Regions from separate parts of the Homo sapiens genome. Here region 1 is linked to region 2. A link is a loop called in an ENCODE intact Hi-C map of the cell type or tissue named here. Cell type or tissue: heart left ventricle. All regions are shown on one strand. Each heading gives the region's core, and the rest is flanking DNA. Links, peaks and the distances in the headings are about the cores only. Region 1 overlaps DTNA (dystrobrevin alpha). Region 2 overlaps DTNA (dystrobrevin alpha).

Region 1 (16,175 bases), core at 3,316-11,315, 59 kb before region 2:
ACTTGCATAGGTATCAATATATGCTAGACAAGGCTGTGCATAGCAACAGGAAAGATTATTATTATTATGCAGTAAAATACTACTGGGAAGGAAAATATTTTCATTCATACTACAAAATGAATTCCAGGTAAATTAGAGTTAAATACTTACTATAAATCAAATTATAAGGATTAATAGAAAATATACAGGAATTTTAAAAGAGCTTTATTGTGATATAATTGATAATGAACTAAACTATTTAAATTGTACAAATTAATAGGTTTTGACATATATATATACATACACACACACACACACACACACACATATCCTAAGCCATCTTTAGAATCAAGATAGTGAACATATTCATCACCACCAAAAATTTCCTCAAGCTCCTTGGTAATGCCTCCCACCTGTCCCTCCCCCATCCCAAGCAACCACAAATGAATTTTCAGTCACTATAGATTAGTTTGCATTTTCTAGAGTTTATGTAAATGGAATCAGACAGTACATACTTTTTTGGTCTGGTTTCTTTCACTCAGTATAATTGTTTTGTGACTTATCTACATTGTGTGTATCAACAATGTGTTCATCTTTCTTACTTTATTTATTGTTTATCCATTCATCTTTGATTAACATTGAGGTTCTTTCTGGTTTTTGACTATTACGAATAAAGCTACTATGAACATTCATGTGAAAATGTTTCAACAGATACATATTTTCTTTCCTTTTGAGTAAATGTCTATGGGAATTTTAAATGATCCATGAAAGAAAAAGGACTTTATAAATATAAGAATTAAAAGTTCACCATGGAAAATCATTATATTTGACAACATTAACATTTTAAATTACTGCAACTCAAAAAAAAATGTTCTTAACCAAACTTCAGGTTAAATGATAGTCAAAGAAACTGTATAAGTAATAGCTAACAATGATAAGAACTTGCCATAAGCAAAGCATCGGCAACTCTGTCTGATCTATCAGTTGATCTTCACAACAGTCCTAAAAGGTTAAACACTATAGTGCCACATCCTGTGTACTTAACCACTGTTCAGTGGTGCCTCCCTGTGTGGAGAAGGAGTATATATTATACATAGACGGTATATTTGTCAAAAAAAGTTTAATATCCAATCGTAGGAAATTATGTGAAACATAATAGAAATAATTTATATATTGTATATCTCTGAAATAAATATGTGAGACCATATGTCAATAACCTAAATATAATTTGTGCAAAATATGTAGGAGAATACAAAGGCAATAAAATGGGCAAGGGACATAAGATGTTCACAACTAAAAAAAGTAAAAATAGGGCCAGGCACGGTGGCTCAGGCCTGTAATCCTAGCAATTTGGGAGGCCGAGGCAGGTAGATCACCTGATGTCAGGAGTTCGAGACCAGCCTGGCCAGCATGGCAAAACCCCATCTCCACCAAAAATACAAAAATTAGCCGGGCGTGGTGACGGGTGCCTGTAATCCCAGCTACTCAGGAGGCTGAGACAGGAGAATTACTTGAACCCAGGAGGCAGAGGTTGCAGTGAGCCAAGATCGTGCCACTGCACTCCAGCCTAGGCAACAAGAGCGAGATTCTGTCTCAAAAAAAAAGAAAAGAAAGAAAGAAAAAAAAACTATGAAAAATATTAAACTTCACTCTTAATCAAATACATTCAAAATAAAATCAAACTGTGACACCTATCAAATGAGTGAATATTCTTAGATATGTTATTGTCAGTTTTTATTGCTTTATTTTAATAGTAGTAATATGTAATGTTAGTGAAGTTGAAAGCCATTCTCACACTTTATTGGTGGTGAAATATAAATTAATACAATCATTCTGGAAAGCAATTTGGCATATCAGTATGTATCAATGACTTGACAATAATTATGCCCTTTGATAAAAGATTTTATTTTTGAAATCACCTGAAGCAATAACCTTAAATGGATACAAAGAGTTATGTACAGAATGTCTTTTATAGTGTGATATAATGTCTTATAACAGGAAAATGAATAGCTAAAGTCATTTCATAGCTAAAAAATCCTATGCAGCTACTAAAGCGGTGTTTACTAAGCATTATCATAAACTGTTGGTAGAAGTGAGAATTACTACAAATTTATTGAACAGCAGTTTGATAATTTTTAATGTTTTTAATTTATAAAGAAAACAGGTTTATTTGGCTCGCAGTTCTGCAGGTTGTACACAAAGCATAATGCCAGCATCTGCTCCTGGCAAGGGCCTCAGGAAGCTTGTAATAATGGTACAAGGTGAAAGGGAAATAGCATATCACATGGCAAGAGAGGGGAGAGGTGCCAGGCTCTTTTAAACCAGCTCTTGGTGTGAATTGATACAGTGAGAACTCTCTCATTACAGTGAAGACAACACCAAGCCATTCATGACAGATCTATCCCTAAACACTTCCCACTAGGCCCACCTCCAACATTGGAGGTCACATTTCAGCATAAGATTTGGAGGGGTCAGATCCTAGGCAAAAAGAACAAAGCTGGAGGCATAACACTACCTGACTTCAAACTATACTATAAGGCTACAGTAAACAAAACAGCATGGTACTGGTACCAAAACAGATATATAGATCAATGGAACAGAACATTGATCAGAAATAACACCTCAGAAATAATACCACACATCTACAACCATCGGATATTTGATAAACATGACAAAAACAAGCAATGGGGAAAGGATTCCCTATTTAATAAATGGTGCTGGAAAAACTGGCTAGTCATATGCAGAAAACTGAAACTGGACCCTTTCTTTACACCTTATACAAAAATTAACTCAAGATGGATTAAAGACTTAAACCTAAGACCTAAAGCCATAAAAACCCTAGAAGAAAACCTAGGCAATACCATTCAGGAGATAGGCATGGGCAAAGACTTCATGACTAAAACACCAAAAGCAATGACAACAAAAGGCAAAATAGACAAATGGGATCTAATTAAACTAAAGTGCTTCTGCACAGTAAAAGAAACTATCAACAGAGTGAACAGGCAACCTACAGAATAGGAGAAAATTTTTGCAATCTATCCATCTGACAAAGGGCTAATATCTAGAATCTACAAAGAACTTAAACAAATTTACAAGAAAAAAAAAAAACAACCCCATCAAAAAGTGGGCAAAGGATATGAACAGACACTTCTCAAAAGAAGACATTTATGCAGCCAGCAAACTTATGAAAAAAAGCTCATCATCACTGGTCATTAGAGAAATGCAAATCAAAACCACAATACGATACTATCTCACACCAGTTAGAATGGCGATCATTAAAAAGTCAGGAAAAAACAGATGCTGGAGAGAATGTGGAGAAATAGGAACACTTTTACACTGTTGGTGGGACTGTAAATTAGTTCAGCCATTGTGGAAGACAGTGTGGCGATTCCTCAAGGATCTAGAACTGGAAATACCCTTTGACCCAACAATCCCATTACTGGGTATATACCCAAAGGATTATAAATCATTCTACTATAAAGACACATGCACACGTGTGTTTATTGCAGCACTGTTCACAATAGCAAAGTCTTGGAACCAACCCAAATGTCCATCGATGATAGACTGGATTAAGAAAATGTGGCACATATACACCATGGAATACTATGCAGCCATAAAAAAGGATGAGTTCATATCCTTTTCGGGGACATGTATGAAACTGGAAATCATCATTCTCAGCAACGTAACAGAAGAAGAGAAAACCAAACACTGCATGTTCTCACTCATAAGTGGTAGTTGAACAATGAGAACACATGGACACAGGGAGGGAACGTCACACACCAGAGCCTGTCGGGGAGTGGGGGGCTGGAGGAGGGATAGCATTAGGAGAAATACCTAATGTAAATGACGAGTTCATAGGTGCAGCAAACCCACATGGCACATGTATACCTATGTAACAAACCTGCACATTGTGCACATATACCCCAGAACTTAAAGTATAATAATTTAAAAAAAAATAAAAAGAAAGATTTGGAGGGATCAGAATATCCAAATCTATCATTCTTCCCCTGGTCCCCCGAATTTCATGTCTTTCTCACATTGCAAAATACAGTCATCTCTTCCTCATAGCCTCCAAGTCTTACCTCATTCCAGCATCACTCAAAAGTCCAAAGTCTCTTCTGAGACTCAAGGCAAGTCCTTCCACCTATGAGCCTGTAAGATAAAAATCAAGTTATTTGCTTCCAACGACAGTAATACTACAGGCATTGAGTAAACATTCCAAAAGGGAAAAATCAGCCTGAGGAAAGGAGTAAGAGGCCCCATGCAAGTCTGAAACCCAGCAGGGCTGACCTTAAACCTTAGTGCTCCAAAATAATCCTTCACTCCTTGTCCTGAAACCAGAGCACACTGGTGCAAGGGATGGACTCCCAACACTTAGGGCATCTCCACCTCCATGGCTATGCAGACTGCCACCGAGTGGCTGCTCTCCTGGATTGGAGTTGAGTGCCTGTGGCTTTCCAGGCTCAGGATGCAAGCTGCCAGTGGCTCTACCATTTTCCCAACTGAAGGACAGCAACCCCCTTCTCACAGCTCCACTAGGTAGTGCCCTGGTGAGGACGCTGTGTGGGGCTCCAACCCCACATTTCCCCTTAGCACTGCCCTAGGAAAGTATCTTTGTGGAGGCTCCACCCTGCGGCAAGCACCAAGGCTTTCCTCTGATACATCCTCTGGAATCTAGGTGGAAGCTGCCAAGCCTCCTTCACTTGTGCATTCTGTGTGCCTGCAGGCTCAACACAACGTAGAAGCCCCCAAGGCTTGCAGTTTGCACTCTCAGAAGCGGCAGCCTGAGCTGTACCTGAAGCCCTTTAAGCAAAGGCTGGAGCCCTAGCAGCTGGGATGCTGGGAGCAGTTTTCTGAGGCTTCACAGGGCAGCAGGGTCCTGGGCCTGGCCCCAAAACCCATTCTTTCCTACTGTGATCCTGGGCTGGTGATGGGAGGACTGTCCTGAAGCCTTCTGAAATGCTTTTAAGGCCTTTTTCCCATTGTCTTGGCTTGATAATATTTTTAATTTCCTTAAAATACTTATGACCATTGACTAGTAATTTTACTTTTAGGAATGTCTAAAATGGAAATATTTTTGGCCCAGAATTTATAAACAAGGATACTGATCCCAGTATTATAATATCCTTGTGAATCAAGGATATTGATTCACAGTATTGTGAAAACAAATTTTCACTGTAAAACAAACTAAATGCCCAACAATGAAGAACAAGTTAAATAAATTATGGAACATCTGCATGATGGAAACCATTTAAAATGTCCTTTTTTTTTCTTTGAGAGAGACAGTTTTGCTTTTGTCACCCAGGCTGGAGTCCAGTGCCTCAATCTTGGCTCACTGCAACCTCCACCTCCCAGGTTCAAGCGATTCTCCTGCCTCAGCCTCCGAAGTAGTTGGGATTACAGGAAAGTGCCACCTTCCCTGGCTAATTTTTGTATTGTTAGTAGAGACAGGGTTTCACCATGTTGGTCAGGCTAGTGTCAAAGTCCTGGCCTCAAGTGATCCACCCACCTTGGCCTCCCAATATGCTGGGATTACAGGTGTGAGCCACTGCACTCAGCGCCTAAAATGTCTTATAAAAGTGTTTTGTGAAAGAGGATATGTTTTTTATAAAATGCCATCTACTATCTAATCCTAATATTAAGAGGGAGGGGGGGAAAAGGCAAAAAATGATAGAAATAAAGCAAGGTATCCTTAATGACTGTCCATGGGTAATAGATTAATTTTCCTATCTTTACTTTCCTATGTTTTCTGAATTTTCTTCAGCAGATACGTATTACTTTCGCAATGTTGTGATATTAAGTTAAAAGTGAGAATTTGAAATTGCATACTCAATGTGAATGCAGCTACGTATAGAAGAAGCAAGAAGACTATCAGCTGCAATGTTAATAGTATGGTTTTTATCTTCTTTTGTATAATTATTGGAGTTTTTCTATATGTTAAGAAATCAGGACAAAAATGATTTTGACAAAGAAAGGACAAAAAACAAGGCCCACTTCTTAGTTTATGAAAAGCAGTATAGGAGAACAGAAGGGAATTATAATAGGCTCCTCCTGCTGCAGGTTTGAGAAATATCACTTCAACTAGTTTAAAAAATTTAAAAAAATAAAATAAATAATTTTTCATGCAGAAATATTTTACATGAAAAGTAAAATTTCCCCACCTAAAATTTCTATTCTCATCCCAGGATAAAACTGTTGAGGGCTTTATATATTTCCTTCCAGTACTTTTTTCAAAGAATATTATAAAATAAAGTATTTTTCTCAAAAAAAAATAAAAAGGAGGAATCAGCTTATGTAAATAACAAGGACTTGGGTACAGTTGGCTGCAGACTCATTTAGATCCAGAGGCCCAAAGGGCATCCCCAAGTTCTCTTCCCTGTTTCAAGGCTTTGCTTGTTTCTGCTTAGCTTTCTTCAGTGATTCCTACTCAAACACAAAACCAAACCTTATGCCTCTCACTAGCTCCTGGAAAGAGGCTTCCCAAACAGCAGGTAAGATGGCTGCCAGTAGCCCCCAAATCACACCCCACCAGCTTCACTTTCTGAGCAGGAGATTTTTCTTAATAATTCAAAGATCCCAGCAAGTAAGTGAGAAAGCCTGGCTTGGGGTGTGTGTACAGCCCTGAATGGTCACCATGGCCAAGTGGGTGGGGTATTCTGACACCCGGGGTCCCTTCAGTTGTGCACCTCTATGTCTGAAGGAAAACACAGGCAGCCCCACCACAATTACCTGGAAGAGAGTCCCAGAGAAGTCACAAGAAAAAAAAGAGGAAAGGGAATATTGAAAAGAGAGTATGATGTCAATGTCAATGGCAGGAACTCATAGGTATAATACCAAATGTCTTACAAAATCATCTTATTCAGTCAGTCCTCGTGGAATTATATAAGGAAAATTATTATGTGCACTTTCAAATAAGGAAATGGAGGGTAAGAAAAACAAGTTATTTGCTCAAGTACATGCAGGTAGTACCTGGCAGCAAGGAGATTTGAACTCAAGTGTGTCTAATGTCATTGCCAAACCTCCCCTCTAAAATGTTTTGTCTTCCTTGAGTTCTTATGGCTGCTTTACCTGCAATCAAGAGACAGAGAGAGACATTCTGTGTTTCTGTGTGTGAGAAATGGCACAGGGGCAACTAGAAGTTTTAATACCTTCCTGTAGGTGGCAGGTTGCTGCTCTCTCCTTCAGAACCCCGCTCTGAGGAAAGCTAAGGAAGAGAACAGGACGTCTGAGTGTGTGACTGAGGTAAAATGTTGTATATTTTTCACACTTTAAAATCAGATGTAGGATTCAAATAAACTAAAATAATTTAACACTCAAATTTTTAAAACTTCTGAAGGAGGCTGGGCACATTCCATATTGGGCATTCAAAGAGTATTTTCCACAGCATACGAGGCACTCTCAAAGATACAAAAGTAAACACACTCTAAATTAGGACACAAAGAAAAGATGGAAGATGGGAAATTCAAGGTGGAAAGACATAAATGGCAACCAGAAATAATAGTCATTGTAGATCTGGCAGTTCCCCAACCAAAGCAGACAATCTGAAAGAAACCTAAGGTTATTTATACCTGCTGAGGATTTACTCTACCCAGTGATTAAACCTCCAGGACACACTAGATAAGTCTAGAAGAGCTTTAAGACTTCAAGATTTGTGTTTTCTTAACCTTGCTGTTTCTTGTCCTTGGTTCTGCATGAAAAAACTCATCTCTCCACAGTTCCAAGGAATAATTCCAAAAATAAATGTAGGCATTTGCTTGAACCAGGACATTGTGTCCCCAGTTTTCTTTCCGAAGCCTACAGGATGTACGAGTTGCTCTTGAAGCCTGTCTGCAGCACAACAAATCCAAGTTCTGCATTTGCTCCCCAGCTGAGTGACTGCACTGGGCAAAGCTGCACTTAACAGATAATACCCATGGGGGAACTGCTGGGTGAGGAATTTGTAGTGAAAAGCACTGACAACAGCTTGAGATTTATTTAGCACAATTTATTTAGTTCTTCATTCAGAAGAAGTAAAATTCCATGCATGAGGTAATGTATGCAAAAGTGCTTTAAACTTGAAGTGTTAAAGCAGTACACAGTTGTTGGGGGCTCTGATGTGAGAATGGCCAGCCTGTTCTCTGGTTAGTCTGGAGCTAATTCCTTCAAGAATCACAGGTCAGAAGTGTTGCATTGTGGCCCCTTGTTCAGTCTTGGCAAAAACTGAGGGAACATGGCAAAGTGGGAAGAATATAGACCTTGGAGTCAGATTTGGGTTCAAATATAGTAATTTTCATGGCTCTGGGACCTCTCTGTGTCCATATGTCCTCATTTGGATAACCCAGTTGTCAGCTGGGACTTCCTAGCCCCTTGAGGGCTCACATAAAGTTGGCTCAAACCAATTCGAACCCTTTTCACCACCTTTGGGAATACTGGAGTTACTGTCCCCTAACCTGTTATTCCTCTCACCCTAATATCTATGCACATTGTGTTCTCTTTTCCCCCTTTATCAAATTGCAAGTGAAACTCTGTCCCCTCACTGGTGACCACCAAAGAGCTCACTCATGTTGGTGTGTCCAGTAACTTCACTGAAGGTTTGGGGTTGGCAAGGACTGGTGTGGGGAGGCTCACAGCCTTTGATGTCTCTCCAGAAACCTCTATCTGCTTTTTTCACCCTTCACATATGCCTCCAGATAGTTTCCTAGGAACACAAATATTTTCCCTCTTACTATGCAGAGAAATTTAGCTCTCTTCTGTTCTTGTTCCAAGTTTTCATACTCAAATGCATCAAGATGCCCAGAACAAAGGGTCTTCCAATGGCCTCCTCTGAAAGCAAAGCTATAAATAGAAAAAAAGGGTTATCTGTTATCTTTTGAAAATGGTGATAATTTCTACCTTGCTATTTTTCAAGATTTGTGGCCGGGCGCGGTGGCTCACGCCTGTAATCCCAGCACTTTGGGAGGCCGAGGCGGGTGGATCATGAGGTCAGGAGATCGAGACCATCCTGGCTAACAAGGTGAAACCCCGTCTCTATTAAAAATACAAAAAATTAGCCGGGCGCGGTGGCGGGCGCCTGTAGTCCCAGCTACTCGGGAGGCTGAGGCAGGAGAATGGCGTGAACCCGGGAAGCGGAGCTTGCAGTGAGCCGAGATTGCGCCACTGCAGTCCGCAGTCCAGCCTGGGCGACAGAGCGAGACTCCGTCTCAAAAAAAAAAAAAAGATTTGTGCGAATTTTAGATAAAAGGGATATACAATACTTTGCACAAAGTACAGCACATAGCAAGTGCATAATGAAGAAATGATGATGATGATGATTCTGTATTGGGTAGCCAGTGTTTGCAGTAACTGTACTTCTTTGAGTATCACTTATCACAATTATAATTAATTATTTGTGTAATCATCTCTTAATGTATGTCTCCCTGAAGTTCCCTGATGGCAGAAACTGTTTCTGTCTTGTTTACCTGTGTGTCACCAGTGCCTTGTACAGTGCCTGGCCCACATATTTAACTCTTTATTGTATTAATGAATAGATAAATGGTCAAATGGAGAGTGTTAAATGTGGAGAGTTTTTCTTTCTTTACAGTTTTAACTTTATAGGGGAAAGAAGTGACAGGGCAGGTGAGGGATGGTGAAAACTCTGAAGATGTTGGAACATTGTCAGCTGTCTAAGTGTTTGGGAAAGATTAGCAGAGACTCCATTTCTTTATTCACTCATTCTTTCTGTGCATTTTCTACTCTCACCACCAAATCAGTCTCCTCCCTATCCAAGTTCCATTTATTAGTATCCCTGAAGCTGAAAAGAAAAGAGAATATTTATTTGCCTGTTTCCACACTGTCTCACTAACACCATGATCATTACATTTTCAGACTAGTCCAGTGAAACCTACCTTACCCATAATTTATTTGAAGTAGTTTATTTTTCCCCCTAATTTTCTTCATGGCAGGTATTTTGTTTTTCAGCTAACTTGTTGGATTGCCTACTAATCTAACTTTAGTGTTATAGCTTTTTCTGAAGAGGACAATGTGCTCTGTGCTGTAATGAAGCTTGTAAATTAACTCTAGGAATATAACTCATTCTTATACAGCAGAGTCACCTGTATATGCCAAGACAGCGTGATCCAAAGCAAAGACACTGGATTTGCAGTCACCTTCCTCTGCGATCCTCCTTTACTTATCTAAAATGAGAAGCCTGGGCTAAAGAAACAAATGTCAAACAGTAGCAAAGGATGCAACCTGGACTGAGCTGGGTTCTATTCTCCTTCCCTGTGAGAGCACCTCCCTGCTTACGTTTTAGAAGCTTGGCTCAGGTTATGGAATTCATTTGAATTTTTAAAAATCCATGGCAAAAATAAAAATCAGCAAGCTGGAAAAGACATTCTTCTATAATCCCAAGCAAAGAAAATTAAATCACACAACAAATATTTTCTAAGTCTAAAGTGCTATGTTAGTAGGAATATTAGATAAAGCACATGAGGCTCAGTTAAATTTCAATTTCAGATAAATGGTGAGTATTTTTTAGTGTAAGTGAGTCCTATTCAACATTTGCGATATACCTGTTGTTGGGGTTCTGACAGCTGCTAAGTATGTCTATGCCAATTATGCATTCTGGCACTGGGGAAATGACCACAGGATGAGTCCGGGGATCCTCTGGACTCACTGTAAGTCAGACCTGAGATAAAACTCCATTAATTACCTGACCTCCATAAGTCCCTATTTTAACTGGAGGACCACAGTGACGTTTTGGGTCCCCTGCAATCAATGTCAGCTCAGAGCCAATGTCCAGTAGTCCCCGAAATATCTGATCACTTCCCTTTCCCCAGTGCACAGTTACCCTGGTTAAAGGCTGGAGGTCTCCTTGGGGAAGAATGGGAGAAAGATTCACTGCATAAATTGTCAGTAATGTAGTGGGGTCTTTCCTCAAAAGGAGCCAGCCTCCCCTTCATTCGAAGGCTTCTGGGTCTGCAAACTGGCTCAAGTCTGGAAATTGATTGAGGGGCTGTGATTCTCTGGTTTTATAATTCAAATTAGTCTTCTGTCCATTCGACCTAGAAGTTTTCTTCTTGTATAAATTAAGTAGGAATGCAGTAGGCTTCCTATCAGTTTCACTTCTAGGAACACCGTGATTAATTAGCCAATGCCAGAGTGCTACACAAGTCAGATTATTCTGATTGCAGGTCTGCTTCTGCTGTCCATTATGGTAGCTATGCCCACCGTGCCTTTGATGGTTGAGTGCCAACTTGGACCCTGCCACCTTGGGATCCAATTATTCCCACTGTATTTAAATTTTATAATTGAGTGACTGCGGTTACCACCATTAGATCTGACATACAGAGAAGAGCAATTACAGAGCTCTTCAAAGATGCAGGTGCTGCCCTCACAAATCTATTTCACAAGGCATTGGTCAAGGGTATATCTTCTGGACCCTCCCAGCTGTGATGAGTAGGTCTAAAGTGACTAATCCACTCCACCATCCCAATCTCCCTAAGCCTTTGGATCCCTTCCTTTATGTTAAACCAAGGGAGATCAGGCATTTCCAGCTCACTCACAGTGGGCCTCTTTTAATCCATATTTCAGCTAACCAAGCAAATAAACTATTAGAATATTTTTTAACTCCCTGAGCTGCAACATTAAAGGCAGAGTTTCTACTTAGTGGGACCAAATTAATAAATTCAGCCTGATCCAACTCTATGTTCCTTCTATCATTATCCCACACCTTTAAAATCCATTCCCATGCCTGTTCTCCAGATTTTTGTTTATATAAATTGAAGAACTCAAGCAGTTCTTTTCAAGTGTAGAGCACCTCCTCATGGGTCACACTCTCAACCTCACCTCTAGGGGCTGCTGGGATTTTAGTCTAGTTATAGGTCTAGAAGCAAACAGAGGTATTGAGGGTGGCTCCTCAGGAGAATCAACATTATCTTGCTTGACAACTGCCTCAGGAGAGTCACTGTTGCCTCAGGCAGTGCAGGGTTTATCTCTTCAGACAAAGGTCGAAAGGCTGATGGCAGTATGGGTCAGGGAGGGGATGTTGACTCTACTGGGGATGGGAAAGCTCTTTCTTCTGGCAAAAAAAAGGTTCATCAGAGTTTACAAACTCAGTGTCCTCAGTTTCATCAGAATCTTCCCACACATCCCCATTCCAAGTTGCAGGGTCCCATTCTTTTCCAATCAATGCCCTCACTTTAACAGTAGTCACCTGGCGAGGCTGTGCATGCATCTTTCATTGCAGGTCAGCCACTTGCATGATAAGAGCTTGTCTGTTTTTCCACAATTTCAGCTCTTTCTCTACAGGAGATAAGACTCTCATTCAGGGCAATCTTAGCAGATTTGAGGCTCAGTGTCTGCTTCTGAAGCTGGGAGACAGAATCCCCCAGTTCATCATTTTCTTTCAACACTTTGTCCACTGAAGTTAGAAGTAACCAACCAGCTTCATTATGTTCCTTTATTCTCCATATATGGTCAAAGGTATTATGTATAGAGTCACCAAACTCCTTGCCTCTCAGGAGCAGTGAATCAGAAGTGTCAAATGCATTTATTTTGCATAACTCTCTAAACAGTTCACACCAAGGACTATCAGTGTTCTCCATACTATTAGAAGTAGAGTCCTTAGCATTTTGTGGTCTAATCATATTAAGCAGCCAACTCCAGAAGCCTCAAAACCAACGAAAGAACTCCATTCTTAATATTCTGTTCCTCTAGAACCACTCCTGTTACCAAAATCTGTATTAGTCAGGGTTGTCTAGAAGGACAGAACTAATAGAACATATATATACACACACATACACATATATATATACACACACACACACTCACATATATATACATGTGTAAGGAGAGCCAGTCCAAGTCCCAAAACTGAAGAACATGGAGTCCGATGTTTGAGAGCAGGAAGCATCCAGCACAGGAGAAAGATGTAGGCCAGGAGGCTAGGACAGTCTCTCCTTTTCACGTTTTTCTGCCTGCTTGTATTTGCTGGCAGCTGATTAGATTGTACCTACCAGATTAAGAGTGGATCTGCCTTCCCCAGCCCACTGACTCAAACGTTATTTTGGCAGCACCCTTGCAGACACAATCAGGATCAATAGTTTGTATCCTTCAATCCAATCAAGTTGACACTCAGTATTAACCATCACACCTATACTAAAAAACTGTTTGCCAAGTGTGGCAACCTTATATGCCAGGCTCTTAGGGACTAAAGGATGTGCATTATAAACCAAGAAGAGCACGAAGACATTTTTTAATGGATTCTTTTGCTGTTGATTTTCTTTTATTATTATTATTACCATTAGTTCATGTGGCTCTTTGCAGTTCATTGCATTATTTCATTGCCTGGCCTCATGTTGCAACACATTATCATTCTGTGGACCAGCCAGAAGAGGCAGCTTTCCCTGGACCTAACATTTTTATTTTCATTTTTAGTTCTGGGGTACATGTGCAGGATGTACAGGTTTGTTACATAGGTAAACATGTGCCATTGTGGTTTGCTACACCTATCAACTCATTACCCAGGTATTAAGCCCAGCATGCATTAGCTACTTTTCCTAATGCTGTCCCTCCGCCAACCTAACTGTTAAGGTGTACTCTTCACATAAGGTGGCTAAAACAGTGCATGAGAAGCTAGCCATTTCCTCACCTTCATCTCCTTTTGTTATCTCACACAGGATCCTCACCCAACTCACCCCCAGAGACACCACTTCTTTTGACTTTACTACTTTTGGAATTTATTTCTCATTCAAAAATTGAAGCCAATAGTGTTCGAAATGCATAAAATATACCTAGAGGACGTCTATACCATGAAGTTGGAAATTCTAGTTCAATGCCCTCCACGTGAAGAGCTCTCACAAACACTAATGACTGAGTACTGTAGTTTGTAGCTGCACCTTCAGATTAGCTAACACTGATAAGTATTATAAAGGAGAGCAATACCACATTAAACTCTGAAATGTTACTTTCCCTAATGAGTACTCACACACTACACATATGTATGCGTGCACTATTTGTCATTTGTTTCCATTTTTTAGAGATTTCATTTCTAAAAGCTGTAGGAGAATCTTTTCAAATGAATTATATATGAACCATAATTAATATGAATAAATCCGCTCATGCAAAACATTTCAGGATGTACATTTCCCATTTATATTATCACCAAAGGAGGAATTTCATTATTTTTCATACAGCTATTTTGTCATGGATCTTAAAATGGAGTCACAGATAAGAAGAAAAAATGGAAGATTGTACAGACAGAATCAAATTCCAGGTTCTAAAACTAGTAGGGTGGACAGCGAAGATAAAGTCAACTTTATAAAGATAAAAATCTCAGTATTCTGAAATTTAAGGCCTCATTTAAATGCCTTGAACTTCTTAGGATTAAAAGACATTTGCCCAGTGTGTTCTTGGGATATTCAAAATTGTGCATTAAAATAAACGTGATATTATGAACCTCCAAAAAGTGTTCATAGTACATTTTGGCCAAAAACTGTGTGAATCAACCAAGTCATTTGAGCATAGGTCCTGTTTAAAAGTAATGATGCAAAATTCAGTAATGAATTTTGAAAACCTAAAAATAGTCTGTCTTGTTCTAGAAATGACAAAACCTGGGGGATAACTTTGTTCTCATTCTTCATATAATTTGATCTTCCTGCTTTGCCACAGGGCATCAGTTTTGTGAGAAAGGCACATAGTGCAGGCAACATTTCTCACTTGGTATGGCTTGGGAAGAATGGGCTTCCTTCAAAACCAGGGAGTAGTGAAAGTTCATTTGTATTCATTTTTAAACAGATGTATAGTGAAAGTATTAGTATTCTAAGGATATTTGGATTCTTTGAAAATATTCAGTTATCCAAAATTAATAATTTGGGGCTTAACTGAAACAGAACGGTATATTTTATACATAAAAGGCTATCTTAATCATCAAAGGAAGAACTAGCTAATATGTATTAAGGAAATTGAGGCAAGCTGTACCTATGAAGGCTGTTATCTAAGTTCAAATCCACAAACAACATATAGTTTAAATTGTGAAATGATATATGTGTACAAAATTACTTTGTAAAGTGATTGTGAAGCCTCACCTAAGCGAAATAGTAATTATTTCTTCTAAAGACGGTCTGGTTCTTGCCACATTTTTCTGTCTCTTAGAAATATATTTGAAGCCATAAGGCTACAAATGAAAGAGTTCTCTCCTTTTCTTTCTAAGTAGTTCACTTAGCTCCAGCTGAATCATCTGTATAGTGTCCTCCCTCTTATGATGCATACAACCAAGGGATGCTTAGAGAAAGGGAGCCTCCCAATTCTTGGGAATAGGCCTCGATGTGTGAATTCTCACTTCCAGCCCTTCCAGGTCAAATCTTCCAAGTCTTTAGTCGCTCTCCCTCTCCGATTCATCCTGTGTGTTTACCGTTGGATTCATATTCTGTAATTACTGCTTGCATTGTTTAAGTCCTGTGCATAGGAGTCTTCGCAGAACTCTTTGTTTCCTCCACTATGAAGTATAAGCCACGTGACCCGGCTGTAGTCAGTGTAGTGCTCCCTAACTTCACTCATTTTAGGCACAAGTGGCACTAATGAACATCACAGAGACACGCCTTCATGAAACCGACAGTCCTATGAATAAAACAGACACCAACAAAAACAATTTCATGAAGATTTTATGACAATTGCAAAAACTGTTAGACAATTATGGGTATATTAGAGTATATACTAGAGTATATTAGAGAAATTCGGAAAAGCTGCCCTGTGGTAGACATGCCTATTGGAACTAGCCAGGTTTGGGGCTGAGAGGGGTTAGGATATCTATGAAGAGAAAAAGAGAATATTCCAAGCAATGGGATCAGCAGAAGCAAAGGCCCTGAGGCACATATGAGTGAACACAGAGACATGGGCCTGGGGGCCAGGTGGCTTGGACATACAAAGCCACTTTAAAGATTCGGGACTTCAAATTAAAGGCAGTAGGAAGTCCATCCTGCTTTTACTTGCCATTCTCTCAAAAAGCATCTTAGTTGACCCCAGAGGCCATCAGACACAACACGCATGTCTACTATAAATTAGCTCATGTAATATGAGCTGCAATAATAGAAGCATAATATCTAAACAGAGGAAGGTACACACAGTACAGGCCCAGCTAGCAAGAATATTCCAGGAGCCTCAGAAACAAAGCAACATAGTATGTTTACTTTGTTTAAAACAAAGATGCCCATATTGGCTTTTTGCCATTTAAAACATGA
Region 2 (16,175 bases), core at 3,795-11,794:
TATTCAGGGTTCTTCATCACTATTTTTCATGGGCTTTTTAAAAAATTTTGTTTTAATTGAAAAAGAGTAGTATACATTAATATGTATGGAGTACAATGTGATGTTATGATAAGGTAGACATTGTGTAATAATTAAAACAGGCTAATTGACATATACATCTATCTTACATACTTATCATTTCTTTGTGATTAGAGCATTTAAAATCTAATCTTTTAGCAATTTTGAAATATACATTATTAACTTTAGTCACCATGCTGTGCAATAGATCACTAAAACTTATCCCATTGGCCTTAAAAGTTTTTTTTAACAAAAGATACACTCCTCATGTTCTTTATACTATATTGATTTATGGATGACCTCACTCAAGATACCTATAAATGACCTGTACTGCTGATTAACCACCTAGAGATCTCTTCATCCCAAATTCTAGTCCTATTTCCCAAGCAATTTTCTATGCACTAGGGAGCTGGGCCACAGCTATTTTCTGAATGAATGAATGAATAAATAAATAAATAAAGTGGATTTTCTGTTATTTATTTGTATTTATTCTCATTGCACAGAGAATTGTATAGATATATAGTACAGAATGAATGAAGTAAAAGTAATGCAGTTGCTACTTACTCACTTTTTTCAATGGCCAGGTATACTTCATCTATTTGAGTTTATGTTGGCCAGATGGGCACATAATTCAGGGTCAGTGAGTTCAAATTTCTAAAGGACAAGTAGGAGACAGTTCCTCATGGCTGCCAGCCCTATCGGTGCTCTTTCAGAATGTGGCCTCTGGCTTCTAGGATTCTGGCCACAGTTCAAGTTACTGCATAAGAAATAAGAAAGGTTCTGTGGAAAACTATGCCCAATAAAGCCTTGTGGAGCTTTCTTAGAACACTGAGGTAAAGGGAAAGCTTCTAAAGATTATGTGTAATGCTGGGCATCCAGTAGGTGCCCTACTCTATTCCATTCACTTAGCATTATTGAGAACCCAGTTTGAACAAGGTATTATGCAGAGTTGAGAGGAATGCAAAGATGAACAAGACATAGCCCATGCCCTCAAGATGCTAGCACGTAGTTCTGTGGTTTTTAAGTTTACCCCCACGTATCTTCTGGAGAAACTGATGAAAGCCATGGACCTATGTTTCAAAATATACATGACCCTGAGCATAAAATTTAGCTCATGATTTTATATTAAGTGGAATTTATAATTCCAATTATGGAATGATATAAAACATTCAGGAAAAAACTTGTTTATTAATAACTATGGAAAATATGTAGTGTCATAAATGGTCCAATAGATATGTGAAGTGCTCTGGGAGCAACAAAAGGGAGAAAGTAATCCTACCTGAGGGTATAAGAATGAGCATCCTCAGGGACATGGCATGTGAGTGGTACCTTGAGGGATGGTGATTGTAGGGCACACCTGGTGGAGGGAGCAGGCTAAGTAAAGGCACATACAAGAAAGCCAAGGGAATGTCCTGGAATTTATGAAGTCCAGTGTGGCTAGAGCATAGGACTCTTGGAAGAAGCTGGAGAATAGTGGGAGATGGGACTACAGACTAGTAGACTGAGGTCCAAACACTGATTTTCATGCTTAGCCTGTTGGGTTTTACTCAATAGGCAATGGAGAACGGCATGGCCAGAGCAGAACCTTATAATATTTCTTAGGATAGACAGAAAGAGACAGAAAGTGGAGGTGAGTAGGAGGCTTGCTTCTAAGTAGAAGGCTTTTACAAGCCTAGATTAGGGCACTAGAATGTAGGGAATGATAAGACCACATTAAAGATGTGAGCTCTAAAAGCCCTTTATAAAATGACTGTCCACAGGAGAAATAAGATACAAGATTTTCTTGCTTCTAAAGTGATTAATATTCTGAATAAAGTTAAACACTGGCAATGAGAAATTAGTTATCATTCAGATCTGTCTTTTCATTTACCTTCTCTTATTATTTTTGTAATCCTTGGTATAATACTTTAAAAATAATGGGCTTAATAAATCCTTGTTCAATTGAATGTTTTTAGATTTAATTTATAGTGTGACAGCTACTGAGTCAACAATTTTCATACCTCACTTTGAATAACGATTCTGGTCTGCAGACACAATTTAAGGAATACTGAATACCTTTTCCTAATAGGCAATGGATGTACTACCAGGGCCTGTGAAGATTGGCATGATATTCAATTTGATTTTACACCAAAAATATGTTGTAGACCTTTTCATGAAGGTTTATTACATCATCTTAACCAGGAAATTAAAGTGAAACTAAAATGTTATCTCTGTAAGACATGATGCTTCTCTCTAAGGATCCTTAGCAAAGAGAACTACCTTGGAGATAAAAGCATGCTTTCAGAGCCAGAAAGACGTTGAGATTGGAAGCATAAAAACGCCTAGTGAGCTACTCAGCTGTTGTTTGGGTTCACATTTTATAAAGGTATAGCTCATGCTCACTAATGGAAAACAAATCTGAAGATTGTGCCTTTAGTAACATTTTCTTTCTGATTTCAATGTTTGGTTAATGTGGGTGATGGCGGATAGCTTCAGTGTAATCACATAAAAATGTATCTATTGACCCTGGAAAAGCATACCATTTAATTGAGTCCTTCTTCCCTAAAAGATTTTTAAATACCATTTTCTCATGATAAGAGGCCTGAACAAGGGCATAAAAATAAATTATTTATTTTAGAGCTCTTAACAACTAGGTAATTTGCACCTGGCTTTCTTGGCCACAGTGCTCCCAGGAAATTCCTCTGAATCAAAGGAGCATCTCTATTCTTCCTGTCTCTTGTCTAACTCCATTCTTTAAGTTGTGCTCCATAGCAGTGGTTCTCAAACTTTATTGTCTAACAAAATCATCTAAGAAGCTGATTATACCTAGGGATGCCCTGGCCACACTCTAGACCTATGGATTCAAACTCGATAGTTTGAGACCCACTTATGGCTCTAAAGAACAGCCCGGGTTTCCACCACCATACCTCTTAGCTTTAGATGGGGCTCTGAATTAACTCACATAGTAGTCTGAAAATGAAATTAAACATTTAACTTTAGGAGATTCAAATCTTTAATAAAATATAAAAACAAAGATATTCCCTCATTGAAAAATTAAGAGTGTTATATACTGGGCAGTATAAATGAATAGTTATAGACCCTGCTTTCCTCTAAGCTCCAACACAAATTTCTCTGGTTCTAGGTCAATATAAAATCTAAATGCACCATCATCGTTCTTTGCTCTGTGCCATTGCTCACTGAACCCACTTCTTCCTGGAATATCCTTCCCTCCTTATCCCCATCTATGCACTTTCTGCTGTGTTTTAGGAATCAACTTGAGCCTTACCTCCTCTTCCAAATCTTTACATAGTTTCCAGCCCATAAAGCATTCCTGTATTTTGAGCTCCTGTAGCACTTTTCTTTTTAATCTGCACTGTGGATGTGGGCTTTGGATAACACAGTGTCTTGTGGTGATCTTCAGTTAGGTCATCTGAGTGTGTCTTTCCCCATGAGACTTACAATCTTTTTTGTAGTCAGGCTCTCATATTTTGTTAAATCACCAATAACATCAACCATAATGCATTGTAGAGCCTTAAAAATGCTGGTTGGATTTAATTTCTTTGAAACTATTATGGAATCTAGCTGCTTGTTCCATTTCCCAACTCTGTGTGTATATGCATATGGCAATCTTTCTCCATATGTTACAGCCTGCATGTATGATTGATGCATGGCAACTAGTGATACACTGAAATATTCTTTTTTTTTTTTTTTTGAGATGGAGTCTTGCTCTGTCGCCCAGGCTGGAGTGCAGTGGTGCGATCTTGGCCCGGTTTCACACCATTCTCCTGCCTCAGCCTCCCGAGTAGCTGGGACTATAGGCGCCCACCACCACGCCCAGCTAATTTTTGTATTTTTAGTAGAGACAGGGTTTCACCGTGTTAGCCAGGATGGTCTCAATCTCCTGACCTCATGATCCGCCCTCCTCAGCCTCCCAAAGTGCCAGGATTATAGGCGTGAGCCACCACACCGGCCCCTGAAATATTTGATTTGAAATTGAACTAAACTCGTAATCACTGTGATACAGTCTCTCATGGATTTATAACATCATTTCATCCACTAAAGGGAAAACAAACCTCAAGTTATAGAAGAAAGCTCATATTAAGGGACAAATATATTTATACCAGACAGAGTGAGGCAAAGAATTGAAAGAATTTTTGTGAGTGGAAAATTTTTATAATTCTACCTGAATATGAGAGTAAATTTTAATGCCTCTCTGTTTGCTCTCAAAAATAAGAATAATGCCTAAAATTTATATAGTACTTTATATTTTACTCTTTTCCCATGTACATTTTCACTGTTCCTCAGAACTCTATCAGAAAGGATATTATTATTCCCATTGTACAAATGAAGAAACACTTGAATCCCAGTGTCTCAGTTCATGTTTCTCTATAAGAGAATATAAATAGTATGTATATATAAATGTCAAATCCCATTGTATACCTCTGAATATATACAATTTTTATATGCCAATTGAATATTTTGAAATCTAAAAGGAGAGAAAATAGATTATTATTGCATGCTCAATGCACTTATTTAATATCTCTATCTCCTCCCTCTCCGACACACATGTAAGTTCTGTGTGATTAGGGACCTATTTTGTACACTCCAATTCTAGAAACCAGAACAGCACTGCAACACAATAAGGACTGAATAAACACTTATTGTATGAGAGAAGTTATAAGACTAAGATGGAAGACTACAAAATGCAGCCAGTGAGCAGCTTAGGGTAATGAGTCTCAGGAACCTAGTGTCACTCCTGACATTCTCAAGGGGCTAAGTTCCTCTCCCTACCTCCTCACACCCCAGTTCTGTGAAGCCTGGCCCACATGTGAGCTCCTTAAAAGCAATTTTTTCTTAAAGTCTACTTGGTGCTTAGAATACTGAATGAAACTTTCCATTTGAGAGTTGTCGTAGGAACAAGACAATGCTTATATGCGTGTTCATCTGTTCATTCTAAGGACATTGGAACTTTGTTTGATAACTAAAAGAATGAGTCTCCATAATTAACTTTTCTACAAGCTAGCAAATGTATTTTAAGAATCTGCTATATGAAAGAACATAATATGGCACTTCAAACCCGGTGTGTAAACTAATCAGAAATACTACCTGAACTTTGTTCTTGTACTCTGAAGAGTGTAATTGCAATGGAAATTCATGCCGGGAATATTGCACTGAAGGTCAGGAAATTTACATCTAGGGAGGGGAGAACTGAATGCATTTTCAGGAGAAACTATTTATCTTTGTTGCTATGGGGATTCCTGCATATATCTGCATATCTCAAAGAGGGGAAAACAAGTCATAACAGAAACCTCAGACACCAGTCACCCTCACTTTAAGCACGGAGGGCAGGGTGGAGATTGAGGGAGCATGCGCATGGATATACACACACACACACAAAACCACACACAACACTGTCTACGCACAAGAAGATATATGTATTCCCAATAGCAGATCAACAGATTATATCCAATTTCCAGCATAACTACAATTTCCTGTTCTCCTAATTAAAGCACATCATAATGCAATGAGTGACCTTCTTAGGGATTAAGCCTCAAACCCTTCTAAAATAATATGTATATATATCCTTATACAAATCACTGTTAAACTGCATAAATTAATTTATGGTAATCAGCTTCTTGCAATACACCTCACAACCTACGAAGACATTTCAGGCTGTCTTGATGCCAAAGGACTGAGAACTACTGACTTCAAGAAGCGCTTCTTATACTTAAATGTGAATACAAACTGCCTAGATATGTTGTTAAAATGCAGATTACGATTTTCTAGGTCTGTGTGGGAGCCTAAGAGATGCAGCATTTCTAAATAGCCTGTGTTTTGTTACTACAAGTGTGATGTTGGACCACCAGTATCACCAGGAATCCATTTTACATCCTTGCAGGTGATTCCATTGTGAAGCCACAGTTAAGGATCACTATTCCATAATGACTAAAGCTAAGTCACTATAATTGTCTACTGACCTTTCTCAGCTGCAAGCCCTTTGAAAACCTTCTAAAAGTTTATAATCAGTGGTTGTCAGAATCACCTGGAGAGTTTTGTCAAAACCCTTTTCCACTCTTTTATATTTTGGACTCAGGAGGTGGTAGAGTCTGGGTTTGAGAATTTTGAGATCATCAAATGCTTTAGAAAAAGAACATCATGCTTAGATTCAGAAACTTGGACCCAGCCTCAGGGATTCAAGAAAGGCTGGCCCTGGATAAATCATAAAATAGACTAAATCTTGAAGTTGTCTTTTTGATATTTTTCTCCCCCATATTTTATCTAACTTATATGATTCTACTATTTCTAATAAAGTTTATGACATCAGCCATCTCTATCTAGATATAACTAGGTTTGTCATTTTAGCACTTTTCCTACGGATGCTTGGATTTAAGTCATCTCTGTGAATGAAGGACTCCATCTCCCATTAAAATAGTGCAAGATGTCAGAAAACACATTAAAAATATCTCTTGAGATAAACAAACTCTCCTTTACCCATCTGCAACTCTCCCCCCAACACCCGAACCTAGCCCTTTTCTACCTGAGATTGCCTGGATTTATAGAAAACCATTGAAGCTTTGTCTATTTCCATTTATGTATGTAAAGACAAATCTTAGGTCTTAATAATTAATGCCTGAAATCAACACTATTATCGTTACTTTTAAGATTCCATGAAGAACTAAATATTAGGTTAAGAATGCATTTTGTCTATTCTCGATGTGGTTATTGTTAACTAAGGAATTTCGTTATGCAAACCGTTGCCTTTCCTAGTATATTAATGTAAAATATATGCAACTGTATAGATGAGGGAATTCCTCCTATCTCCTGTGCCTAGTAGCAGGTGCTCTATTAATGGACGACTGGTTTGATAGCTATTTAGTAAAATGCGCGCAGTGCCATCTAGTGGTTCATAGTCATTATTACACAACCTAAATGTCATCTAAAATGATTTAACTAGCACAGCAGTAAGCAACATATTTATACAACTGTCAGACTTTTAAAACAAACTTCTTAATAACTTCTTAATGAATCTCAACTTAGCATTTCTCAGTGTCACTATTTAAATAAACAAAAGGCTTATGTTACTTAAATTTCTCAATAACTAATGTATACTGAATGCTTATTATACAATGCTTATTATAAGCACTATGTGGAGTGCTTTATGTGAAGTATCTCATTTGACCCCCCCAAAACAACAATGTAGTAGAGAAAATAGTATTGTCCTCATTTTACAGGCGAGGAAACTGAAACCTAAGGAAGTTAAGTGACTTGCCCAAGGTCATAGGGACAGTCAGTAGGGGACCCCAGCCACTGCCCCGGTTCCTGCACCTTCTGCACTATGCTTACACCTCCCAAGGTAGTCGCCAATGAAATAAAGTTTCCATGAAACCTTTGTGAAAGATAGCCTCCTCACCAGGTTTCTAATGACCCGATATGGTAAAATCAACTTAAACTCCACTAACTCAAAATTTATGACAACAAAACTAAGTGTCTGCTTTTGTGGCTGCAATGCACTTTGTGATTCTTTTACTTCACCCACATAATACGTCATCAAGATTATGGGTTGATTAATTTATTGAAATTGGGATACTTGGCTAAAATTTAGTTTTGGACTCACAGATCTTATAAATTAGTAGTAGAATAGTATGGCTTTAGATCAGAGTGTATTTAGTTATTTTATCACAAATAGCTCATTTCTTGATCATCTATTATGTAAATACACGTTCTCTTTTAATCTCACTATAACTGCCTCTGGATGGCATTCGTTTCCTCATTTTAAAAAAGGAATAATACAATGTATAAACAAAATATTATTACATTTTATTTTTATTAATAAAATTTGCCCAGTTTTGCAGTTATTTCCAGAGCCAGGAATGAAACCTTAATCTCTGTGGCTGCAAAATCTGAATTCTTTCCACTATGCCACCACTGGAAAATAAGGGGTACAATGTGCGTGACTGCAGTTTTTTCTGCATAGTACCACCTTGTAGACAAAAATACCACCATCCCTTACTGGAACTAAAACAATATGCTCCAACTACTTCCCACTGTGTGCCTGTCCGTCTCCGCTCCTTTCTTCCCTTAAAGTCAGAAATGACATTTTTAAGCTGCATTCCTGATCATGTTGCTGTCCTACTTAAAACCCATGTCTTCATACTCAGCATAAAGAGCCAAATCCTTATTGTAGTTATGGTGCTCCTGCAACCTTATCTTGTTCTGGCCCAATCAAGACCATATCGTAATCCCATTTTATACCTAGCATGCTATATGTCACAGTATGTCACTATTTCTGATCACCCGTTTGTGTGATTGTGTGAGTCATGTCTGTATTCCCACCAGACTGTTAGCTCCCATAGGCAGGAACCACATCTATATTGTTTGTATTGAGTCCTCACAATCTACCATAGTGTTTGCATATAATTATGAAAACTAGTTTTACTTAAATCATTTTTAATTATCTATTCTCACAGTTAGCCAGAATTATTTTATTTTTCATGAAATATTTTTCTTTTACGTTCCTTATATTAGGACCTTCAATATGTAAGCACATAAATGCAGCATATTTATGTTTAATAACTTTCATATAATTTCTAGGTATTTGATTATAATAATAAACAACTATTGTCTCCTACATGACATGCCCTATTCCAAGTGTTTTACAGGCATTATTTTATTCAGCTGTCATAGTAATCATCCGAAAGTAGATGCTATTTTCAGTTCCACTTTTCTAACATGAAGATTCAGAGAAGTTAATTAGACTGACAGTATACCTAGGATTCAAACCAGTGTCTCTGTGATTCTTCATGACTATGCCTTATTGCATTTTAGAAAGCAAATGCATCCTTAGAAAACCCTGTTTCACTGTTGAGTCATTTCTTTGTCATTCTCTCATTTAGTCAAAAGACATTTACCAAGTTCCTATGTGTAAGGATGTGTAAGGCAGTGTGAGGGGCACTAGGGGTGTGAACAGTTATCACAATAGACACAGCCTTGTCCTGTGCCACATGCAACGCAGAATGGGAAACAGACAAACTGTTGGTCTACACAAGAGTGCCCACTACATGCTGTGATGGGGAAGGACAGAGCTCTAAGGTGGTGCATGCAAGGGGTATAAAACCCGGAGACAGGGTTTCTGATCCAGCCCAGAAAGATATCCTTGAGGAAGTAATGTTGACGCCAAGGTATAGTAGATGAGATGTAGATGAGAAGTACACAGGGGCTAGATGAAAAAAGAAAAGAAAGAAAAAAAACTTCAATCCTTGTTTAGATTTCAAATTAATGGGAAGTTATTAAAGGACTTTAAGCAGCATACTATATATATATATATATATTTTTTTTTTTTTTTTTTTTTTGAGACGGAGTCTCGCTCTGTTGCCCAGGTTGGAGTGCAGTGGCGCAATCTTGGCTCACTGCAAGCTCCGCCTCCCGGCTTCACGCCATTCTCCAAGCAGCATACAATTTTAAGCAGCATACAAGTGATATGTCAAATTACGGTTTAGAAATCACACTCTGGCTGCAGTGAGTAGAAAGGGAGTACAGAAAGAATGAAAAAAGAACTGACTCAGCCAAACAGTAAGCGTGATAGCATTGGGTAACGAAATTGGGTGGTGGCAATAAAGGTTCATGGAAATGGTGGGATTACAGTGATGTTTAGGAGATATACAGTCCATAGGACTAGGTCATTGATAGAACCCAGAAAGTAAATCTCCCTGGAGGGAGAATAGGCAGCGGGAGGATGGTGGCATTCACCAAGGAAGGGAATCCCAGAGCCGGCAAGGGGAGAGATGAGTATGGGCTGCTCACCCTGAGGCTGAAGTACCCAAAGAACCCTTACATGGGCATGCCTATGTGGGAACCCTTATGTGGGCCACTCCTGTGGTCACTCCCATGGGCCTGGATAATTCCACCACTGGGAATTCTAAAAGGGTTTCCTATTCCTTACAATGGCTCGTCAAGAGAAATTTAAGCATCCAGATTCCCTCCCTTTGCCAACAGCCATTTAGCTTTCTTGACATATACCCATCTCCCTCCCATGCTCAAGTTCCCAGTCCATGCTCCTCTCCCCAGATGTCTGTTCCACATCATCCACAACCAGGAACTAGGTGAGGATAGGTCACAGGGACCAAGCAGGACGACAGGCTGGATGTCATCAGCACTGCTTTCTTTGCATCCTGCACCCAGACACATCCTGATGACTAGATCCAGAAGATTCACAGATCAAATCTATAGGGAGTAATTAGAGGAATCCCAGCTCTTCCCAACTAGAATTTAAATAAATAAATAAATTTAGTTTATAAATGCCATTTCCCTGGGAGTGTTTTGCTTGCTAGATAGAAGAGTTGGATAAATAACACCAAGAAATACAAATAATTTCCTTGTTGATTAATTCTTGATATACAGAAAAGCTTGCAAATTTGAAATCACTTAAATCTGAATTTTTCCAAAACTAATAAATATTTATTTTAGTTGGTATGTGATTTGTACTCATCTGCTCCAAATCAGAGATATATTGCAATATATTTTTCTTTTGACATGACTCACATTATTTACTTGTTCATCTATAATGCATTGTCTGCTAGGTACCAGGAACTACCACTTTTTACTCTATGCATTTTTCCATTTTAGGAATGCCAGCCCCATTTCATAGATGAAGGAAGTGAGACTCTAAGTCTTAGAGGTCATGCACTTGTCGTAGAAGAGCCAGATTTGCAACCTAGGTCTTTGGACTCCAAGTCCAGTGCTCCTTGAGCACAGGTATCTTCCCTTCATAACATAAAACATTATTTTGAGTAATTGTTAAAATTAACAGCAAAAATCCAAGTAAAGGACACAGTAACGGTTCTATGTAACCTGTTGTTTTTTTTTTTTTAGTTTAAGGATTTGCATAATCTACTCATCTCTTGGATCTCAATGTGCACACAAAGTTAGTTATGAGAACCATACTTTAGGTTTTTGTTTTTCTTTATGCCTAATTTGAAAATAAGAATGTCTGAACAGATTGCTCTCTCTCTCTTAGGGTTCTGTGGTTACAGATCCTGCAGTTAAACCTAGCCTGGGAAAAGGGTCTGACTTCAAAAGACTGTTGGCTAGTTGGCTCATTTGTTATTATAATGGAAGAAATTGGTGACAAGTTCTCCTATACCAAAAGTCAGAAACCATAGATCTGTTCTGAAAAGCAAAAGTAAGAGAGAAGTCAAGAAAAAAGTCACATAGCTCAATTCATAGTAGAAGCTGATGTTAGTTTTGCTTATTAGGTATATAGCCAGGAGAGAGCAATGAGGTAGAAGACAAAAAAATAGGGAGCTGTTAGTGAAAAAATATATATACAGTGCATATTTCTCAAAAACGGAAACTGTTATATTTCATTGAGAATAAACAAAATATTTATTTGCAAATGCAAAAGCATAATGAAAAGTCAACCTTAAATGGTGAAGATGTGGAGGAACTGGAACTCTCGTACACTGCTGATGGGAATGTAAGATGGTTCAACTACTTTTGGAAAATACTTTGGAACTTTCTTTAAAAATTAAACATACACTTACTGTGAAACCCAGCCTTTTCATTTCTAAGTATTTACTTAATATTTTTAATGATTTTAATATTTTGAATCCCTCATTGTCTAAGAGAAATGGAAGCCACATATCTATACAAAGACTTGTACGTGATTGTTCATAGCAATTTTATTCATAAACAAAAACTGAAAAACAACCCAAATGTTCATCAACAAGTGAGTTGATAACCAAATTGTGATATATCCATATAATGGAATACTACTCAGCAATAAAAAAGAGAAAACTATTGATACTTTCAGCAATACATGTATGAATTTCAAAACAGTTAACACTAAGTAAAAGAATCCAGACCCAAAAAAGAGTGTTTACCATATACTTACAGTTATTAAGAACTGAAGTTTGCAACAGAAAGCAAATCAATAGTTGCCTGGAACAGGGAATGAGGATGGATTGCAGAGGAGCATGAGAAAACTTTTGAGGGTGAGGACGTGTTCTTTATCTTGGTCGTGATCATGGTTTCTGGGATCTCATAACAAGACCTCAGGGCAAATAGGGAAGAAAACAGAAACAGCTTTCTTGACTACCCTAGTGAAAGTAACCATGACTTAAATCAGCTGGTAATAATGTAGCCAAGAAACTTCTTGTTCTTGACCAGCCTAGTTCAGTGATGTGTGACTTAGTTCTGCTGCTGCTGCAGTGTATACATAACTTTTCCTTTTTACCTTGTCTTCCTGCCTACCTTAACTTTCTTTTTTTTTCTTGTTTCCAACAGCATACTACTAAAAAACACATAAATAAATGAAAACATTTTAAATACTCAAATATAATTTGGACATCCTTTCAAACACTAGAATTTAAATGTTGGCCTTTTCTTTTTGAGGGGGCAGGGTGTGCAATGGGGAAATAACTTTTAAACCGATAGACTTGGATCTGAATGCTAGTCTTGCCATTGACTCCTCTTCTACTTTTGCATTTGTCAGTTCAGTTTCCAGATCCTCAGTTATCTTATGTGTAACACAGGGATAATAGCTGTATTTCAAGAGTGATTGTGAAGATTGGAAATAACTATCTATTGTGGTGGTCAGTAAATCATTTGCTTGCTATTATGTAATGCACATCAAGTCTTAGAGATAATGCACAGCCTATGTTCATTTACTTATGTTGACCCCCTGCAACAGCTGCACACATGTGAGATACCTAGAAAAAAACAGGACAGAGGGTCATGTAAACTGATGTATTTGCCTTCCATTACTTTGGGCTGATGTGTTAACTCTGCTTTAATTGTAGTGCACCTGGTGGACATATGGAATGTCATAGAAGCATTGCGGGAAAATGCTCTGAACAACCTGGACCCAAACACTGAACTCAACGTGTCCCGCTTAGAGGCTGTGCTCTCCACTATTTTTTACCAGCTCAACAAACGGATGCCAACCACTCACCAAATCCATGTGGAGCAGTCCATCAGCCTCCTCCTTAACTTCCTGCTTGCAGCGTTTGATCCGTAAGCACCCTCTGAATGTCTGTTCCTCTCTACATGTTTGGCTTTCACTTCCTGTCTTACTTGGTCTTTTTCCCAAACAATTTTATATCTCTCTCTTTTTTTTTTTACTCTCTTTTTTCTTACAGTGGATGCTTATGTCAGTAAAGTCTCCATGTGTTTAATATAAATTTTAAATCCTGTGAAAAAGACTAGAGAGTAAAATGGTGCCAGAGGAACTTGAGGACAATTGTATTTTATGTGCTGACCTTTAGTTATCTCATCCCATGCTTCCTGGAAGCTGTGGATGCTTGAGAGGATTGCCTGTGGTGCGATTTAATGAAGCGTGAAGTGGGAGGATCTTTTTAACTCTCTTCTTTGCAAATTGTTTAAGACAGTGTTTCTGAGGTGTCCTAACAAGGCCCTACAGCAAACAAGAAAGAAATTGAAAAGGGTTTCTTGACTATCCCAGTCAAAGTAACTATGACTTGCGTTAAATGGACTGGTCAATTTAAGTGTTTCGATCATAAAATAAGGGGATGCTGTCCACAGACCACAACTGAAGCTCAGCTTCATTTTTGTATAATTTTCCCTTTTAGAATCAGAGAATTTCAGGGCTGGCTGAGATCTTAAAGGCTGTTCGTCCACATATCTCATTTTACAGATGAAGGAAATGAAGCACAAAGAAATTGTCACTTGTTTGGTGTCTCGCAGCATGTTAGTGGCCGAGTGGGGACTTAGGTGTTCAACAAAGGTTTCTTTACCAAGGTATATGTGGATTCCCCTGAATTACATTCTCAGCCTACAATTTCAAGAGGGCTTTTTGCCAATAGCCTCCAACCTGGACGTAGTACCACCCCCTCCACTTCCACTGCTTGTTTTGAATATTAAAAAGGAAAATTGCTAACCTGACCTTTCAGCAATCACATTTTGAGATTCTCAGAAGGTTTTACTTAGTCTCATTGTCTGGCCAATGCCTGGAAGTATTTACCCCCGCAGTGGAGATGTTCCAGCCAGGCTAATGTTATTTTGCAATTCACAAAAGCTACCAGCTGTCACTTTGCAACTTAGAGTGTTAACAGAATCGTTCCTGCTCAGTTTTTCCAGTGTGCATTATTGTCTTCGTGATATTTATATTTTGAGAAATTCTTCAGTTAAAATAAACAATTTTACAACTAGCATTCCAGGTTGGTAGAGTCTTTGCTTCGGCTGTGCACACTTCAGAACGAGATGTACAGCTCTAGCTTAATCACTATAGTAACTGGATGCTGGGGCAGGTAAAGAGGACTGTGGTTCCACATGACAGGCAGCAGAGGCAGCAGAATGGAACCTGGCCATGGCATTTCTGTAGTGGCATTTCTAACCTGGCCCTGTGACAAGAGTGTGGCAGCTTTCAGATTTGCCCCTAAAGATGTCAAGAGACTTATTTGTTAGAAATGTAACAATGGAAACTGCAAAAAGAGAAATATAATATCTCACTAAATCCTGGAGTACTGCTAGAGAACTCATAAAGAATCAAAGCCAAATAATCATTTGCACCCACTCCATAAATATAGACCAGAAACCAGACTAACAATAAGGAAGGGGGTATTTTGTGAGATATATAGGATTCACACAAATATAGTTAGATTTTTCACTTTTGGTCAGAAATATTTGCTAGATCACTTCTAAATATAGAGCTATGAACGGTCTCTAAATAGCTGCTGAAAATATAGCTGAATCATTTCAAGATTGATGAAAAGCTAAGTTTGACATCTATTCCAAGGTAAGGAACAATTCACAAAAAAGTTCAGAAGAAATCTTTATTTGGTGCCTATTCTTCGTATAGATAGGAAGCCTCCTGATGTGTACTTTCAATAATCTCACTGTAGTAGATTTATAAACACATCCACATAGACAAATTTCACTGCAAAGATTTATAAACATATCCATGTAGAGATCCTACTCTGCAGACACTTCTGCGTTTGCTCCTTCAGCGTAGCAAATGAGCATAGGCAGTCCTACTGACACTCAAATTTTCCATCTGATGGCATGGAATTTTGGATATGAAATGTAAGCCATCAGGAAGTACAGCTAACTGGATATGTAATTTAGAAGTGAATATAAGAAGAGAAACTTAAGAATAAAATAAATGTTCAAATTCTATTTCTTATAATAGTAAACTCCAATTTATCCAAATGAGACCCAGCGTGGAAATCTGATGCCACTTCCTACCACCTGTCCCACGACAGAGTCCAAGTGTTTAAGAGAACCGTCTGTATTTTGGCAGACATGAATGATCCTGATACTACTAAAAGAAAGATGTGCTGTTGCTATTACAGAATCACTGAAACATTTAGGAGATTTTTCTCCCATTTGTCGTATTTTAAATGGACATATAAATAAACAGGGAAAAAATCCAAAATAAAAATTAGAGATGCCTTAAGAACCTAGACTCTGAAGAAGAGTTGCTAAAAATAAATAAATAAAAAAGAAAGGCAGTATAGTGATTTAAACTCATGAAGAATAAGAACTTGGATTCAAAGAAACTTGGCCATTTTGTGGGGGAGGGGATGGTGCCTTAAAATTCACTAGACTCCCAGGTAGTTGAACTTCGTGAAGAAAGTGGTAACCTGAGATGAGGATTGATGCCTCCTTTACTGGGATGTACTTCTGAGAGCCAGACTTACCTTCGCACAGCCATAGCTCCCCAAGAATAGCATTCCCTCTCCCACCAAAAAAACATCCGGATCTCAATTTTCATACCAGGATGCTTACTGCAGACTGTAATCAGTTTCCTGGTTGCAAGATTTCTCTCTGCTCGTTGGCAAGTCAGCCTCTCAGAAGATATGATAACTACATCTGTAGATGATTTGTACAATGTTGGGGGTGGGCAGTGGACCCCAGTGGTTTATGCTCATGCTTGCCATTCTGTCCCTGAAGACACAGTTCCTTGAGTCCAGAAGATTTTTGTTTTTTGTGACATTCCTTTTAAAAATGGCTGTATTCCTGGGAGGGGGTCACCCAGGGAGCAGTTACCAACCAACTTCTAAGCAAATCTCTCCACGGCCAGAGGTTATCTTTTTTAAGGCGTCTAGTGGAATGGATGAGTGTGCCTGAGAAGGATGGGAAAAGAGATGTCAGAAATAAGACCAGGGGCTGAGAGGGAAGAA

Evidence for each region. A loop is a pair of places that touch in the nucleus more often than their neighbours do. Peaks named below come from ENCODE experiments on the same cell type or tissue, not always from the same donor. Only the 100,000 strongest peaks of a DNase experiment are listed, where the experiment ranks them.
Region 1: a loop joins it to region 2, with 2.0 times the contacts of the local background. A loop is called at or near these places in 19 of 110 quality-filtered maps.

The regions. Positions count from the first base shown.
Region 1 is chr18:34,722,326-34,738,500 of GRCh38, forward strand. The region is part of intron 1 of DTNA (dystrobrevin alpha); the gene reads left to right. DTNA-AS1 (DTNA antisense RNA 1) reads right to left here. Exons shown (of 5, transcript NR_199046.1): 5 at 14,068-15,555. Among named protein-coding and RNA genes, the nearest start is that of DTNA, 20 kb to the left of the region's middle. In heart left ventricle, for the core only: a CTCF peak has its summit at 7,134 (motif pointing right); no DNase peak of the experiment used is centred there; H3K27ac peaks cover 2,223 bases.
Region 2 is chr18:34,781,204-34,797,378 of GRCh38, forward strand. It overlaps DTNA (dystrobrevin alpha), which reads left to right. Exons shown (of 23, transcript NM_001386795.1): 4 at 12,834-13,047. Among named protein-coding and RNA genes, the nearest start is that of DTNA-AS1, 22 kb to the left of the region's middle. In heart left ventricle, for the core only: a CTCF peak has its summit at 6,938 (motif pointing left); no DNase peak of the experiment used is centred there.